2 separate regions of the Homo sapiens genome follow, and region 2 is linked to region 1. The links are chromatin loops, found by intact Hi-C in ENCODE. Cell type or tissue: GM12878. All regions are shown on one strand.

Region 1 (8,000 bases):
CATTTATGATCTGATTTGGGGATGGCAAAATAACAAAATATTCAGGAGATTCTAACAATTTAATAAAATCATAAGTTATTAAGAAAAACAATACTTGACTAGTTAAGTAGCTGTAAAATATTTTTTAAGTAAACATAAGAGGTAACATGCTTATAAAGAATCTTAGATCTTTTAAACGTGAGAAGACAGTATCCTCTCCATCTGAAATTTTTTCAATTACATAGAATCTTTGCCTTCTAGGCAGATTACTCAGAAGGTAAAGAAAAATCTTTGCAAACTTTTACTAAAAGCAAACCAAAAATCCCGAGATAATTTTGTCAGTTTAATGGAGAGAAAACGAAATTTAGTTTTGCATGAATATAATATTTGATATTAAAGCTAAACCCATCAAAACATAGCCAGCTTTGGTGGGGGCAAATGAAATTTCTTTTTTCCAGACTTTCTAAAATTGTCTATATGCATTCAGATTTTATCCTACACTTTCTTCTTTGTCATTCTAGGATAGTCAATTTACTTTAGGGCAGTAATATTTTCTTTTCCCTTAACACATATTTTATACCTTCCATAAAAAATTGTTCCTCTCTGTATTATGGCTCCTATGATCCTCTCATTCATATATAGTAATTAGAGCTTTTAACCACAGTAAGTTCAATTTCACAAAGAAAACTAAGAAGTAGTTAATTTTAAACTGTCATATACCAGCATTTTGAATTAGACCAGCAAAACCTATAAATATACATCTTAGGACTTTTTTTATAGCCATCCACATTCTTTATAGTGCAAATTCTAAGGTACAAAAATGATTGTGTGTGTGTGTATATATATATATGTGTATATGTATATGTGTGTGTGTGTGTATATATATACACATATATATACAGTCTATCTCTGTAAAAATATTAAAAATGAGGCCAAAAGTATATAAATTTAAATTATGCTCTGTATTTAATACTTCAGTATTTTTCTTGCTTAGAAATGATCCAGTTATGCAATGAATATCCATTAAATAACATAATTTGGCATATGTTCAGAGTTTTAAGTTACCTAATGATCTTGAAAACTATCCTCAAGTTTACCCACTGCAAAATATGATTGTTGAAATAGAGTTGTCAGAATAATGCTTTAATTTGGTTGAGCACAAATTTACAATTTTTATGATCTTAATGATCTAGTAGATGCAATGCTATCTTAGTCAAACAGTAAACCAGCATAACCTGAAGAAGAACTATCCAAGTGGGGTAAAATGCATATCTGTTTTTTTATTTGACACGGGTAAATCAGAAGACAGTTGATTTATTAAACGAAGCATATTAAATTAGTCTTGTTTGCAAACAAAAATTCCTAAATAAAGTGGTCAAAGTCTTAAAACATGTTAGTTTCTAAAGGCATACTTTTAGGCACATTGAAAGTTTTGTAAGTCCAATTCCCTGAAGTTTTAGAAAGTTTAATTAATAGAAGTGCTTACATACCTGTAAACCATTAGGATAGAGTTATTTGAAGTGATAATATAACCTAATTTGATAACACCATAAAATGTAGGAAAGTACTGCATACTCACAAATATATAAACGTGATAAACGTGTGTGCAGATGCAAAAGGCTTATTACTCAATGTTTCGCATCTAAAAATTGCTCTCTTCCTAATAGTTATGCTGGAGTATCAGCACTAAGCTCAGCTGGGTAGTAAGAGATCTTAGTAAGACAGAAAAAGGTTGGGATAAAGGAAAGTCAAGAGGTAGGTTATCAAGTTTCACCACCGTACAATTTTTGTATGCTGAGGCAGTGTAAGGTGAAAATAAGTGGTAGAATGTGTTGTCTCTATGTCACCTAGGAATATTATAGGATTTTCAAAGATAAAATGATTCTTTCCTTCGCTCTTTGAGACATTGAGAATTTTGAGGACAAAAGAGAAGGTTCCTGGGAGAAAAGTTACTAGAGAGACTGAATTTTGGACTCATTTCCTTTGATATTTTAAGGGCAGTTAAGGAAAGACAATTCTGAACTACATTTAAAAGGTTCTTTTAAATAATCAAAGTGAAATTTACATAACTTATAAAAAATCAGATTAAAGTATTAAAGTATATAATTCAGCAGCACTTAATGCGTTCACAAGGTTGTGCAACAATAGTTTCATAACTTTTCATCATTAGAGTAGAGCCCTCTGCCTACAAACTAGCCAATCCTAAATCTTCTCTTTACCTATTCTCTGGAAACTGCCGATCTGTTTTTCTGTCTCTATAAATCTGCTTATTTTGAATATTTTATGTAAAAGGAATCGTACAATGTGCAACCTTTGTGTGGTTTTTTTCCCTTAGAATATTGTTTTTAGGGCTGGCCCAAGTTGTATCATTATCAAAATTTGCTGCTTTTTATGGCTGAATAATTATTTCATTGTATATATGTACCACAATTTGTTTATCCATTTGTCTAATAATATAGATCTAGGTTGTTGCCACTTTAGGCTATTATGAATATGAGACAATAAACAATCATGGACAAGTTTCTGCATGTACACATATTTTATTTCTCCTGCACGTATACCTAGGAGTAGAATTCCTGAGTCCTATGATAAGTCTATGTTTAACTCTTTGAGGAACCATATAACTGTTCTCCACAATGGTTGCACCCTTTACATTCCCATCAGCAATGTATAAGACTTCCAACCTCCACATCCTTACCAACGTTTATTTTCCATTGTTTTGGTTATAGCCACCCAAGTGTGTATAAAGTGGTATCTCATTGTGGTTATAATATGCATTTCCTTAATTGTGAATGATGTTGAACATCTTCCCATGAACTTCTTGGATGCTTATATCCTATTTGGTGAAATATCTATTCGAATCATTTGCTTGTTTTTGAATTGGGTTGTTTGAGGTTTTTTGCTAGAGTTATAAGAGATTTTATGGATTCTGGATATTCAATACTTATCACACATATGATTTGCAAAATTTCCCCCAAGCCATAAGTTGAATTTTCACTTTCTTGACAATATCTTTTGATGCATGAATGTTTTAACTTTTAAAAAGTCAGGTTTATCTTTTTATTTTTAACTTTTTGTGTGCATGATTACAGTGTCAAATCTAAGAATCCATGCCAAACCTGAGGTCAGGAAGATTTACCTCTATATTTTCTTACAGTGTCTTACAGTTTTAGCTTATTAATTTAAATATTAATCTATTTTGAGTTAAAATTTTTATATGGCATGAGGTAGGGGTCCAACCTCATTCTTTTGAATATGTTTATCCAGTTTCACAGCTCTGCTTCTTGAGTGAATTGGTCATTCCCCATGGTCTTTGCATTCTTTTCAAAAATCAATTTTAAATTTCTTTCTGTATTATGAAGTCTATTCCACTTGTCTATATATCTATGCTTATGTCAGTTCCACACTGGTTTGACTACTGTGGCTTTGTAGTAAGTTTTGAAATTGACAATCATAAGTCCTTAACTTTGTTTTCTTTCAAAACAGTTATGGCTACCCAGAGCCACATGAAATTCAATAAGGTCCAAAATGGTGGCATAGAAGAAAGCAGGCTTCATTCCCCAGGCCCGCAGAAACCCAAAACAAATATACAGCACTGAGATTATTATTAGCAACGTTTTATACCTCAAGTATGAAAATGAGTCAGTTTCTGTGGCCACAGAGAAGTAGAAAAAAAAAAAAACCCTCCAGCAGATGGTAAGACATTCAGACTTCTACATTCACAATGCACTTCCCTGCAATGTGCCCAGCACAAAGCCTGTGGAAAATTTCCCGAACTCACGGTTTCTACACGGGAAAAAGGGAGATTGAGACAGACAACCAATTTCCCCAATATATTGTGTTCTCTGGCAGGAGAACTGTTTCTGCCTCAACCCATAGGAAGCACTGAGAATGCCTGGAGGGATAAATATTCCTTAGGACTGCCAGAGACCAAATTGGGAGGTGGGATGACCATCCACAGCTATAAAAACTCTGCTCCATAATTCGGATGAAAAAGATGCCAAATCAGAACAGCTGTTCAGTAGCACCACACTGTTGAAAGTTTGTTCCACAGGTTCCCTGGGCACAAACTCCTGGGAAGCTTTCTGGCACTCCAGGGCATTCTTTTGGCACCTCCCACATTTGGCAATGTGATTACTAGAACCAAAGCAAACCTGGGCTTAAGGCACCATCTAGTGCTGAAACAGAGGCAGTGAGCTGGTGGGGAAAAAACAAGATCAACAGGTAAATTACAAAGAGTAAGCAATTGTATCTAATTAAAAAAACAAACAAAAAAGCCAGACAGAGAAGACTGAAAGAAAGAAATAACCCTTTAATGCCAAATGTGGGTGAAAATCCACAAAAAAACTACAGAAATGGTGAATTGTCACCTCCCCAAATGAACAAAGCAAGGAACTAGTTACTGACCCTAACGAGATAATGATATGTGAACTCTCTTACCAAGAATTCATACAGCAGTTTTAAAGAAAATCAATGACCTCCAAAATAACACAGTAATGCAATTCAAAAACTTATGAGACATTTAACACAGAGACTGATATACTAAAAAAATCAAAGAGAAATTTTGGAACTGAGAAATATATTCGCTGAACTGAAAAAAAATCAAAGGCTCTCAACACTAGAGTGCATCAAGAAGAAGAAAGAATGAGTAAGCTCAAAGATAGGTTATTTGAAAACAGAAGAGAAAAAGAAATGAAAAGCCATAAAGATTGCAAACAAGATACAGAAAATTACCTCAAAAGACCAGATCTATATTAGGTGGTTAATGGCTAGGTTAAAAAAAAAGAAAGAAAAAGAAAAAAAGTCAAAATTTAAGAATTATTAGTGTTCAAGAAGGAGTTGAGCAAAAGTAAGGTATAGAAAGCTTATTCAAATAAATAATAACAGAAAACTTTGCAAAAGTTAAGAAAGAGATAAATATTCAACTGAAGGACGTTCAGAAAACACAAAACAGATTTGAGCCAAATAAGACTACTACAAGTGCATAATAATCAAATGCTCAAAGGTTAAGGAAGAAGAAAGGATTCTATAAGAAGTAAGATAAAAGAAGTAAATAACATATAAATGACCTCCAATTTGTCTGGCAACAGACTTGTCAACAGAAACCATACAGGACAGGAGGGAGTAGCATGACATTTTCAAAGTTCTGGAAGAAAGAATAAAACTCCTATTCCGCAAAGCTATCCTTCAAATATGGAGAGATATAGTGTTTTTTAGACAATGTTTGGGAAATTTACCACCATCGGACTCATCTTCCAAGAAAAGGTACAGAGAGTTCTTCAATCTGAAGAATAAAACACTAACATTAAAAAAAACCTCCAAGATATAAAACCCACTGGTAAAATTAAATACAAAAACAAAGCAAGAATACTCTAATAATATAATTGTGGTGTGCTATCTATTCACAAAGTTAATATAAAGCCCAAATGAAAACTCTATCAAAAACAATAATATGTACAGCAACGTGTTAAGAGATAGGCAATATAAAATATGTAAATGGAGACAACATGAAGTCAACATATTGGAGAGGAGGGGGAGAATTTATAGTGTAGAGGTTTTTTTTTTTTCCATTTGCTTTTTGTTTTCTATTCTTTTCTATGTGATCTAACATGAATTGTCATTTCTTTTAAATAACTTGGTATAAAATGTGTTTTGAAAGCCCCATGGTAACCACAATGCAATGTAATAGGTTCACTAAAAATAAAAAGCAATCAATTAAAATATACTACCAGAGAAAATCCCTTAACCGCAATGTGAGACAGAAAAACAAAACAAAACAAAAACAACGAAGACAGGAGTTACAAAACAGCCAGAAAACAAGGCACAAAATGACAGCACTAAGGCCTTCCTTATCAGTACTAACTAAATGTAAATTAAAATTTAAAAATTTAATAGGACTCAATTTTCCAATTAAAAGGCATAGCTGTGTGAATGGATTAAGAAACAAGACTGAACTATTTGCTTCCTACAACAAACCTACTTCATCTATAAAGACAGGCAGACTGGTTGTGCATGGTGGAAAAAGATATTTCATGCAAATGGAAACCAAAACAGAACAGACCAAGTTAAAAGACTGTAAAACAAACAGACAGACAGACAGATTGTTAAAACAGAGAAAGAAGGTTACTATATAATGATAAAAGCGTCAGATTAGCAAGAGGATATAACAATTATAAATACCTTTGCACCCAACATGAGTGCTCTCAAGTATATGAAGCAAACATCAATAGATTTAAAGGGAGGAATATACTGCAATACAATTTATATAAAGGGAATTCAACACCCCACGATTAGCACAAACAGAATATTCAAAAAAAAAGTGACAAAGAGATAGCAGAGTTCAGCTACACACTATACACACTGGACCAAATAGGTCTAACTGACTTTTTTTTTTCTTTAGAGACAGAGTCTCACTTGGTCACCCAGGCTGGAGTGCAGTAGCAAGATCACAGCTCACTGCTGCCCAAATTCCTGAGCTGAAACAATCCTCCTGCCTCAGCCTCCTGAGTAGCTGGGACCACAGGCCTAACTGACTTTTATAAAACATTTCACCCAACTGCTAAAGAATATACATTCTTTTCATAAGCACATGGAACATTTTCCAAGCGAGATGATATCATAGGCCACAAAACAAGTCTCAAGAAATTAAAAAATATATAGAAAGAATATCAAGTATTTCTAACCACAATGGAATAAAACTGGACATCAATAACCAGAGGAACCTTAGAAAATGCAAAGACACATGAAAATTAAACAGCATGCTCCTGAATCAACAACGGTTTAATGGAGAAATTAAGAAGAAAATTTAAAAATGTATTGAAATAAAAATGGAAATACAACATGTGAAAATCTATGGAATACAATAAAAATAGTACTAAGAAGGAAGTTTATAGCAATAAACACCTACATCAAAAAAGTTAAAAGACCACAAATGAACAACTTAATGATGTATCTCAAGGAACAAAAAGAACAAGAACAAACCCAACCCGAAATTGGTAGAAGCAAAGAAATAAGAAAAATCTGAACATAAATAAATAAATTTGAAACTAAAAAATACAGAAGATCAATGAAACAAAAGTTGGTTTTTTGAAAACATAAACCAAATTGACAAAACTTTAGCTAGGCTTCCAAAGTAACAAAAAGCCTGGGCACAGTGGTTCACACCTGTAATCCCAGCACTTTGGGAGGCTGAGGTGGGTGGATCACTTGAAGCCAGGAGTTGGAGACCAGCCTGGCCAACATGGCAAAACCCCATCTCTACCAAAAATGCAAAAATTAGCCAGGTGTGATGGTGCACACCTGTAATCCCAGCTACTTGGGAGACTGAAGCACAAGAATCATTTGAACCTGAGAGGCAGAGGTTGCAGTGAGCAGAGATTATACCACTGTACAATGCACTCCAGCCTGGGTGACAGATTAAGATCCTGTCTCAAATAAATAAATAAATAAAATAAGAAAACATACCAAATAAATAAAATCAGAAACAAAAAAGGATGTATAACAACTGAAATAACAGATTTAAAAAAAAGTCTTTAGAGATTATTATGTACAACTGTATGCTAACAAATTGAAAAACCTAGAAGAAACTAAGAAATTCCTGGACACATATAGCGTACCAACATCGAACCATGAAGAAATAGAAAACTTTAATAAACAAATAACAAGTAACAAGATCAAAGCTGTGATAAAAAGTCTTCCATCAAAGAAAAGCTCTGGACTTGATGACTTCAGTGCTAAATTCTACCATACATTTAAGAAGAATTAATACTATTTCTACCCAAATTATTCAAAAAAATTGGAAAAGATCTGAATACTTCTAAGCTCATTCTATGAGGCCAGTATTGCCCTGATGTCAAAACTTGACAAGAATACAACAAAAGATAAAACAACAGGCCAATATCACTGATAAATATAGAAGCAAAAATCCTCAGCAAAATACTAGTAAACTGAATTCAACCACACATTAAAAATATCATTCATCATGACCAATCATCTACACATGCAAGGATGGTTCGACATAC
Region 2 (8,000 bases), 140 kb after region 1:
TAAGTATGTACAATCTGTAGCTTTCGGGGCCTATTTAGAAGGACTTCGTAATGCATGGATTGGCATTTAGATAAGTGAAAAAATAGGGACAGCTATGGGGAGTGACTAACTAGTCACTCTGTAACTCCGCCTTTTCTTTTGCTTGCTATGTCAGTTCACATAAGTAGACGGTTACAAAAGTAAGCGAAATGTTTGTTTCACTCAGTATGCCCTGGTTAAAGTTCTAGTAATGAACAATGCCAAAATCTCAGTGACTTACATCAAGAACGGTAGACCCCTTTCTCCCTCTGCATGTGCACTGCAGGTCAATGGGGGAACACTGTACATCAGAGCAGTCATCATCTTGAATATTGCCAGAGAACAGGAAAAAAATGTAGAGATTTGTTCCATAAGTTAAAAGCTCCACACCATAGTGGCATAAGTTATTTCCATTTGTAATTCATGTCCTGGAATTAGTCACTTTTTCCCACCTACACAGAAGGTCAGCAAATACAATCCTACCAAGTAACTAGAAGGAGGGAAGAACCAGACATGGGTATTTAGCAGTGATGCTGCCCTTTCATATGTACTTCAATCCTACAAGCAGGTGTCTACACCAGTGGAGAAATAAGGACAACATGAATGAAGTCCCACACTAAACAAGGTGTTAAGTCTGGAAAACAAGACTGTTTTTTTCTGTTTTTTGTTTTTTGTTTTTTTTTTTTTGAGGAGAACGGCCAATTCACTCTGCCCATTGACTACTTTTCATTATTCCAAGTTGCTTTATAACAGACTCTGAAAAATTGCCTGTCTCATCCCTGAGATTATAAACTCCCTGAGAAAATTTAAAATTGTTCATTCCTTTCAGCACAGGGCCTGGCATATTGTACTTACTTAATACATTTAATAAGTAAATGAACGGCTTTTAGAATGCCTGAAATCTTTTAATCAGAAAACTGAATGAGATTTATACTACACTCAACTTTGATTATTTTTCTTACAAGTAAAACTAAGCTTTATCATTTATCTTTATCACTTTACTCAGTTTAGTTATTGAATCAACCATTTCTATATAAGGTTGGATCATCATTTTTAATACCTAGATTATGGTCAGGGGCAGTGGCTCACACCTGTAATCCCAGCACTTTGGGAGGCCTAGTGGGCAGATCATGAGGTCAGGAGTTCGAGACCATCCTGGCCAAGATGGTGAAACCCCATCTCTACTAAAAATACAAAAATTATCAGGGCGTGGTGGTGGGTGCCTGTAATCCCAGCTACTCGAGAGGCTGAGGCAGAAGAAGCTCTTGAAATGGAAGGCGGAGGTTGCAGTAAGCCAAGATCATGCCACCACACTCCAGCCTGGGCAACAACAGTGAAACTCCATCAAAAAAAAAACCAAAAAACTGGATTATGTTATATTCCTATTTGATGGCACTGTTAAGGAGATATTTTTCAAACTGAGTGTTTTAGAAGCCAAGGTATAGAAACCAGTGAGAGGTGAAGCTAGCTGGACTTCCTGGGTTGAGTGGGGACTTGGAGAACTTTTCTGTCTAGCTAGAGGATTGTAAATGTACCAATCAGCACTCTGTGTCTAGCTAAAGGATTGTAAACACACCAATCAGCACTCTGTGAAAATGCACCAATCAGCACTCTGTAAAATGGACCAATGAGCAGGACGTGGGCAGGGCCAAATAAGGGAATAAAAACTGGCCACCTGAGCCAGCAGCGCAACCCGGTCAGGTCCCCTTCCATGCTGTAGAAGCTTTGTTGTTTTGCTCTTCACAATAAATCTTGCTGCTGCTCACTCTTCGTGTCTGCACTACTTTTAAGAGCTGTAACACTCACTGCGAAGGTCTGTGGCTTCACTCCTAAAGTGAGCGTGAGACCACGAACCCACCGGAAGGAAGAAACTCTGTACACATCTGAACATCTGAAGGAACAAACTCCAGACACACCATCTTTAAGAGCCATAACACTCACCTTGAAGGTCTGTGGCTTCATTCTTGAAGTCAGCGAGAGCAAGTACCCACAGGAAGGAACCAATTCTGGACACACTAGGACTGAATAAAAGCCAGACTTCAGTGTTAAAGACTTAATCTAAATAATGAATGCTAGAGGCTTAAAGGTTTGCAAAGGTTATTCTAATTGTGTTTCAAAAACAAATACATTTGTATTTTAATATAATTGGTTAAACAGAAAAACAAACCAGAAAAAAAACTCACCAGTTTTTCTAGTTTCTGTCACTCTTTTTACTTGACATTTGTATCAAATGTTGGACTTGCCCCATTATGTGGGTGAAGTACTAGCCTCTGATTTCAGATTGAAAATTATGTCCTTTTTTTCTCCACAAAGAAGGAACTAGAAGGGATCATTTATTTTAAAAATACTAGCTTCGGGGGGAGGGGGTAGGGATAGCATTAGGAGATATACCTAATGCTAAATGACGAGTTAATGGGTGCAGCACACCAGCATGGCACACGTATACATATGTAACTAACCTGCACATTGTGCACATGTACCCTAAAACTTAAAGTATAATAATTAAAAAGAAAAAAAAGAAAAAAAAAACTAGCTTCACACTCAGGAAATCATGAACATCAGATTATTTAAAAAAATTACTTAATGTCTCAACTGCAGTGCTAACTTAGGTAGGTTATGTGTTATTTAAAGCCTTACTCATTTCAGAAATGAACAAAGGAAAGATACTATGAAAGCTACTAGAGTTTTTTTCTTACTCTAATTTTGGGTGATACTCACTTTAGAACTTTGTTTTGCATAATGATCTTTCTATCAGTCTCTTAGATGATGAATAGACCCAGAGATGATAAAACCGCTTTTGTATCAAGAATTAGCCAACAACACAAGTGGTGACCAGAGTAATTTATTACTGTATATTACAACTTAATAAAATAAAATTGGTTTAAGTCATCTCTCCCACCTCCTGCAAAAAGCAATGAGAGGGAGGAATGGAGATGCTCTCATACATTCTAAATCTGGCTATAGGGCAGACTTCATGTAAAGCTTGATTTAGCAACTCATGTGACAACACCAAGCAACCATTGGTTTTCTGTTATCTTGCTCTGTAATCATTCTCCCCGCCTCACCCAGTTCTCTAGCAATAGTGACTGCATCAGTTAACCATTGCCATTTAATAAACCACCACAAAACTATGTGGCTTAAAAGACAACAATTTGTAATAACTGCCATTCTGACTGGCGTGAAATGGTATCTTCTTGTGGTTTCGATTCACATTTCTCTAAAGATCAGTGATGTTGAGTTTTTTTTCATATGTTTGTTCACCACATGAATGTCTTATTGTGAGAAATGTCTCTTTATGTCCTTTGCCCACAGTTTAATGGGGTTGTTTTTTTCTCATAACTTTGTTTAAATTCCTCATAGACTCTGGATATTAGACCTTTGTCAGATGGATAGATTGCAAAAATGTTCTCTCATTCTGAAAAGAATGCTTTTACACTCTTGGTGGGAGTGTAAATTAGTTCAACCATTGTGGATGACAGTGTGGTGATTCCTCAAAGATCTAAAGGCAGAAATACCATTTGAGCCAGCAATCCCATTACTGGGTATATACCTAAAGGAATATAAATCATTCTATTATAAGGACACATGCATGCGTATGTTCATTGCAGCGCTATTCAAAATAGCAAAGACATGGAACCAACCTAAATGCCCATCAATGACAGATTGGATAAAGAAAATACGGTACATATACACCATGAAATACTATGCAGCCATAAAAAAGAATGAGATTGTGTACTTTTCAGGGACATGGATGAAGCTGGAAGCCGCTATCCTCAGCAAACTAACACAGGAACAGAAAACCAAACACCACATGCTCTTGCTTATGAGTGGGAACTGAACAATGAGAACACATGGACACATGTGAGAGAACAATACACACTGGGGCCTGTCGGGGGAAGGGATGGGAGGAAAGACAACACAAGGAAGAATAGCTATTGGATGCTGCACTTAATACCAAGGTGATGGGTTGATCTGTACAGCAAACCACCATGGTACACCTTCACCTATGTAACAAACCAGCACATCTTGCACATGTACCCCAGAACTTAAAATAAAAGCTGAAGGAAAAAAAAAAGACTTGTTATTTCTCACAAGAATGTTGGCTGGCTGTGCTTTCTCCATAGCACTCACTCATGTAGCTTCATTAAGCTCAGGATCAGCTGGGTCGGAAGATGCAAGATGGCCAGACTCGTAGGTCTGACAGTTGAAGCTGGCCGTCTTCTTGATCACTGTGGATCTTTTTTCCTCATGGTGTATCAGTCTCCAGCTGACTAGACTGGCTTCCTTTTGTGGTAGTCTTTGGCTAGAGTTCCCAAAGAGTAAAAATCGAAGGCTTACAATTGCATAATGTCATTCTTTCATCTTCTATTGGTCAAAGCAAGTGAAAACACAGCCTAGACGCAAGAGGTGGGGAAAGAGCTTCCATGTCTTGATGAAAGCTGTGAAAAAGTCACACTGTAAAGGCACATGGTCACAGAGAACTTTGATTTTTCCTTCCACAATGTCCAAATAGTTACTTTATTTGCAAACCTCATATTTCTATAGAACACCATACTATCCAATAAATGCCAATGCATATTTTGGTAGTACCTGCAGAAAAAGAGAGAGGGAGATCAATTTTATTCCAGGAGCTCTAGCAAATATTCATCCCAAACTTGGTGACTGGAAAATGGTCCATAAGCCAATTTGGCCCAAACCATTCAGTTAGGAGTTGAGTCAATAGCACTAAATGGAAATGGTTGACCACTAGAAGTGGTGTTTTATCAAAGCCAGATTAGGATAAATATTCCAGAATAAGGAAGACCATATGCTGGATCTCAAAACCAAAAGAAGTTCACTGCACAGTGGTATGAAATGTAAGTGAAAACTTTATCCCAAATCTCTCAACAAATACATTAGAGCATTTTCTATCATATCATTCCCTCTCTTTTGTTAATATTTTTCATTTGAAATTAGGGCAATATACATTTAGAACCATCATCCTCCATTTACTATTGATATGACCTTAAGCAAGCCGATTATCCTCTCTGAACCTCAGCTTCCTCAAACAGTAAGAGCAATAATCATGATAAGGATGTTGAAGGAATTAAGTGAGATAACCTGTGTTAAGTAATTAGCAGATTGTCTTGCACCTTGGAAACACCTCCCAAATGATAGGTGCTGCCATCGGTATCAACAACATTGTTATCAGCAAGCCTGTTAAAAAGCACAGAATACCAGGTAGCAAGATTTTCATGCCTGTGTTATGCTAAACCAATTCTTATAAATGCAAATCTATAAACACATATGACACTCCAGGGCTTCTAAAGAACTTTTTATAACTATAGATATGAGCATAATGTAAGTACATAGCATCACTTACTGTAAATCTGTACATTTGATATGTACTCACAAAATTATTTATAAAGAACCAGGGAGTAGTGCAGCTTAGAAAGCTTAAAGATGACCTAGATTGTATACCTCAAAAATTCTAAATTGGCCAAAATGGCCTTAAGGAGCACTGAATGAGAACTTTTCTATGAATTTAAACTTCAAATATACGCATGCTTTTTGATTACACATTTCTATGTCATATCTCACGTGGCCTTATACCGGATTTAAAACAAAACAAAACCAAAAAACAGAAATGGGATAGGGCTGACAGCCAAGTTTAACTCTAGCTGAAGATCTTGTTTATTCTTTCACTTCCCAATTTTCCAAATTTTACTTGATCTTAGTTTCTGGCTTTCACCCCTCTCGATTTAATTATTGAGTTTTGAGAATCTGTTTTTCAAGTAACTTAACAGCTGAAAGCCTTTCACTTTTGATTACACTTACTTGTGGGATAAAGATATGTCTTGGTAGCTTTATCCTCAGGCTCTTATTCCTTTCCAGTGGCCAGCGCTACTCAAAAGTATGAGAGCAGCTTGCATTAGTACTAAGATGCAAGTTCTCTCATTGCCTTGGAGACACACAGGCAATTTATGATCATTTGTTACGAAGAGGCTCTGCCATTTCTCTCAGCCAGAAGGAAAATAGCATTGCCTCCTCAATTGCATCTCAAGGACTCAGCTAATGCAGCCCTGGTGCTCTTCTCTGGATAGAAATGTCTACAAAGGCTTTGAGAGCTCAGATCAAGTATTTTCTCTGTCAGCCACCAAAGGCATTCTGCCCCCTGCCTGCCACAATTACAGGGCTTTCTAGCCAGCAGAAGTAGGCAATCTGAAATTTCTTCTCATGCTCCTGTCAATATTGAACTATGGATTGTCTGAAAAAGAGTCATTCTTTTCCCTTAGTGGCTGGAGTACATTTTGAAGGGCCTGTAACCCTCTGTGTCAATCTGGGACATGAGGCTTACAGCTCCTCTATTCCTAGTCATTAATGACCCCCCACAACTTCCTACACAAAATTGCTGCCTCACTGCTGCGGAGAGAGAGAAGGAACTTCTTCCAGTATGTGGATGTCTTCCAGAGGAAAAGACAACAGCAAAAGAGCTAATAAGAAAAAAAAAAGTGGCAAAGTGGATTCTACAGCATAAGTGGTTATTATAGCAATGAAGTCTAGAGAAAGAAGATTCTGCACTCATATCTATTAGTGAGGAGGGCACTAATAATAGAGCTGACCACCCTTGAGTGCTTTGATTTTTTTCATTCTCCAATATAAAGCTATCCAAGGTTGAATTAAAGTTTCCCAGAACTGTGGATTGAGAAAGGAGTAGAGGAACACCTCAATGTATACAGTAATTTTCCTCTAGTTAGTTCAACTTCTTCAAGGCATTATTTATTAAACAGTAACCCAGTCATTCTGTATAATCTAGAAAGACAATGCTGACAGGTGTGAGATTCAGGAGCCAACATCATGAAAGGTAGTGTGGCTTACTCCTGCAGAGTAGAGTCAACTCGAAGAGGTTAACTAAGAGTGAGCAGAGCAATATGAAAAAAGCCTGTGTCTCTGTTATCCATCATTAGTTATACAGGATTTCCAACTTATGTAACAATGAGACCAGTTAAGTGGTGGTGTACACTTTAAACATTTGATTGCTGTAATTGCTAGCCTGTTCTATAACTGCCACGTATTAAGCTAATCACTTGAGGAAAAAGTTATCTTTATGAATTCTCACAAATATAAAAATTGAAATAATATATTCTCCATATTTTTTTCAAATTGATAAAACAAGATCAACCCCTAGTCCTTTAAGTTGTACTAATATAAATAATAATAGAGTCTAGGAGCTACCGAAAGGAAAAAGTAGAGGACAATAAAAATCTTTCACATAAATGAGAATGCAAAACCTTAAAAACTATGTTCAAACAAAGAAAATGACCTCTCATTATTGTTGAGTTTTATCTGCTTCTTATAACACAAGAGGAAGCAGGAACTCATCTTGAGGGTTATTGGTGAGATGTCCCAATTTCAGGTCAAATATTTATGGGATAACTAGGCAAAGGAAAAGAAGGAGAAGCCAGACACCTTGCATTCCAGGAGCTTATAATCTAATAGAGGCCACCAAATGCCAACAATCATCAACAGCAAGTGTATAAATAAATACATTATAATCAAGGTATAAGTAAGCAAGGTACAGGGTAAAAATAAAGGAGTCATTAATTGGGCCTGGCACGGTGGCTCACACCTGTAATCCCAGCACTTTGGGAGGCCAAGGCAGATGGATCATGAGGTCAAGAGATCGAGACCATCCTGGTCAACACGGTGAAACCCCATCTCTACTAAAAATACAAAAATTAGCTGGGTGTGGTGGCAGGCGCCTGTAGTCCCAGCTATTTGGGAGGCTGCGGCAGGAAAATTGCTTGAACCCGGGCGGCGGAGGTTGCAGTGAGCCGAGATCGTGCCTCTGCACTCTAGCCTGGCAACAGAGTGAGACTCTATCTAAAAAGAAAAAAAAAAAAAAGTAATTGATTCTAAATGGGGATATATGGAAATGCTTCACTGAGGATATAGACTCTTCAATGTAGAACAAGATTTCTACATGAGCAAAGACATTGCAA

What was found. Hi-C counts contacts between places; a loop is a spot of excess contacts. Peaks named below come from ENCODE experiments on the same cell type or tissue, not always from the same donor. Only the 100,000 strongest peaks of a DNase experiment are listed, where the experiment ranks them.
Region 2: a loop joins it to region 1, with 2.5 times the contacts of the local background. A loop is called at or near these places in 1 of 110 quality-filtered maps.

What each region holds. Positions count from the first base shown.
Region 1 is chr4:27,857,632-27,865,631 of GRCh38, reverse strand. No RefSeq gene overlaps it. Among named protein-coding and RNA genes, the nearest start is that of LINC02261, 640 kb to the right of the region's middle. In GM12878, a CTCF peak has its summit at 4,145 (motif pointing left); a DNase peak (open chromatin) is centred at 3,576.
Region 2 is chr4:27,715,290-27,723,289 of GRCh38, reverse strand. LOC105374548 (a long non-coding RNA gene) reads right to left here. Exons shown (of 4, transcript XR_925518.2): 4 at 4,041-4,608. Among named protein-coding and RNA genes, the nearest start is that of LINC02261, 500 kb to the right of the region's middle. In GM12878, no CTCF peak of the experiment used is centred here; DNase peaks (open chromatin) are centred at 2,799 and 3,079.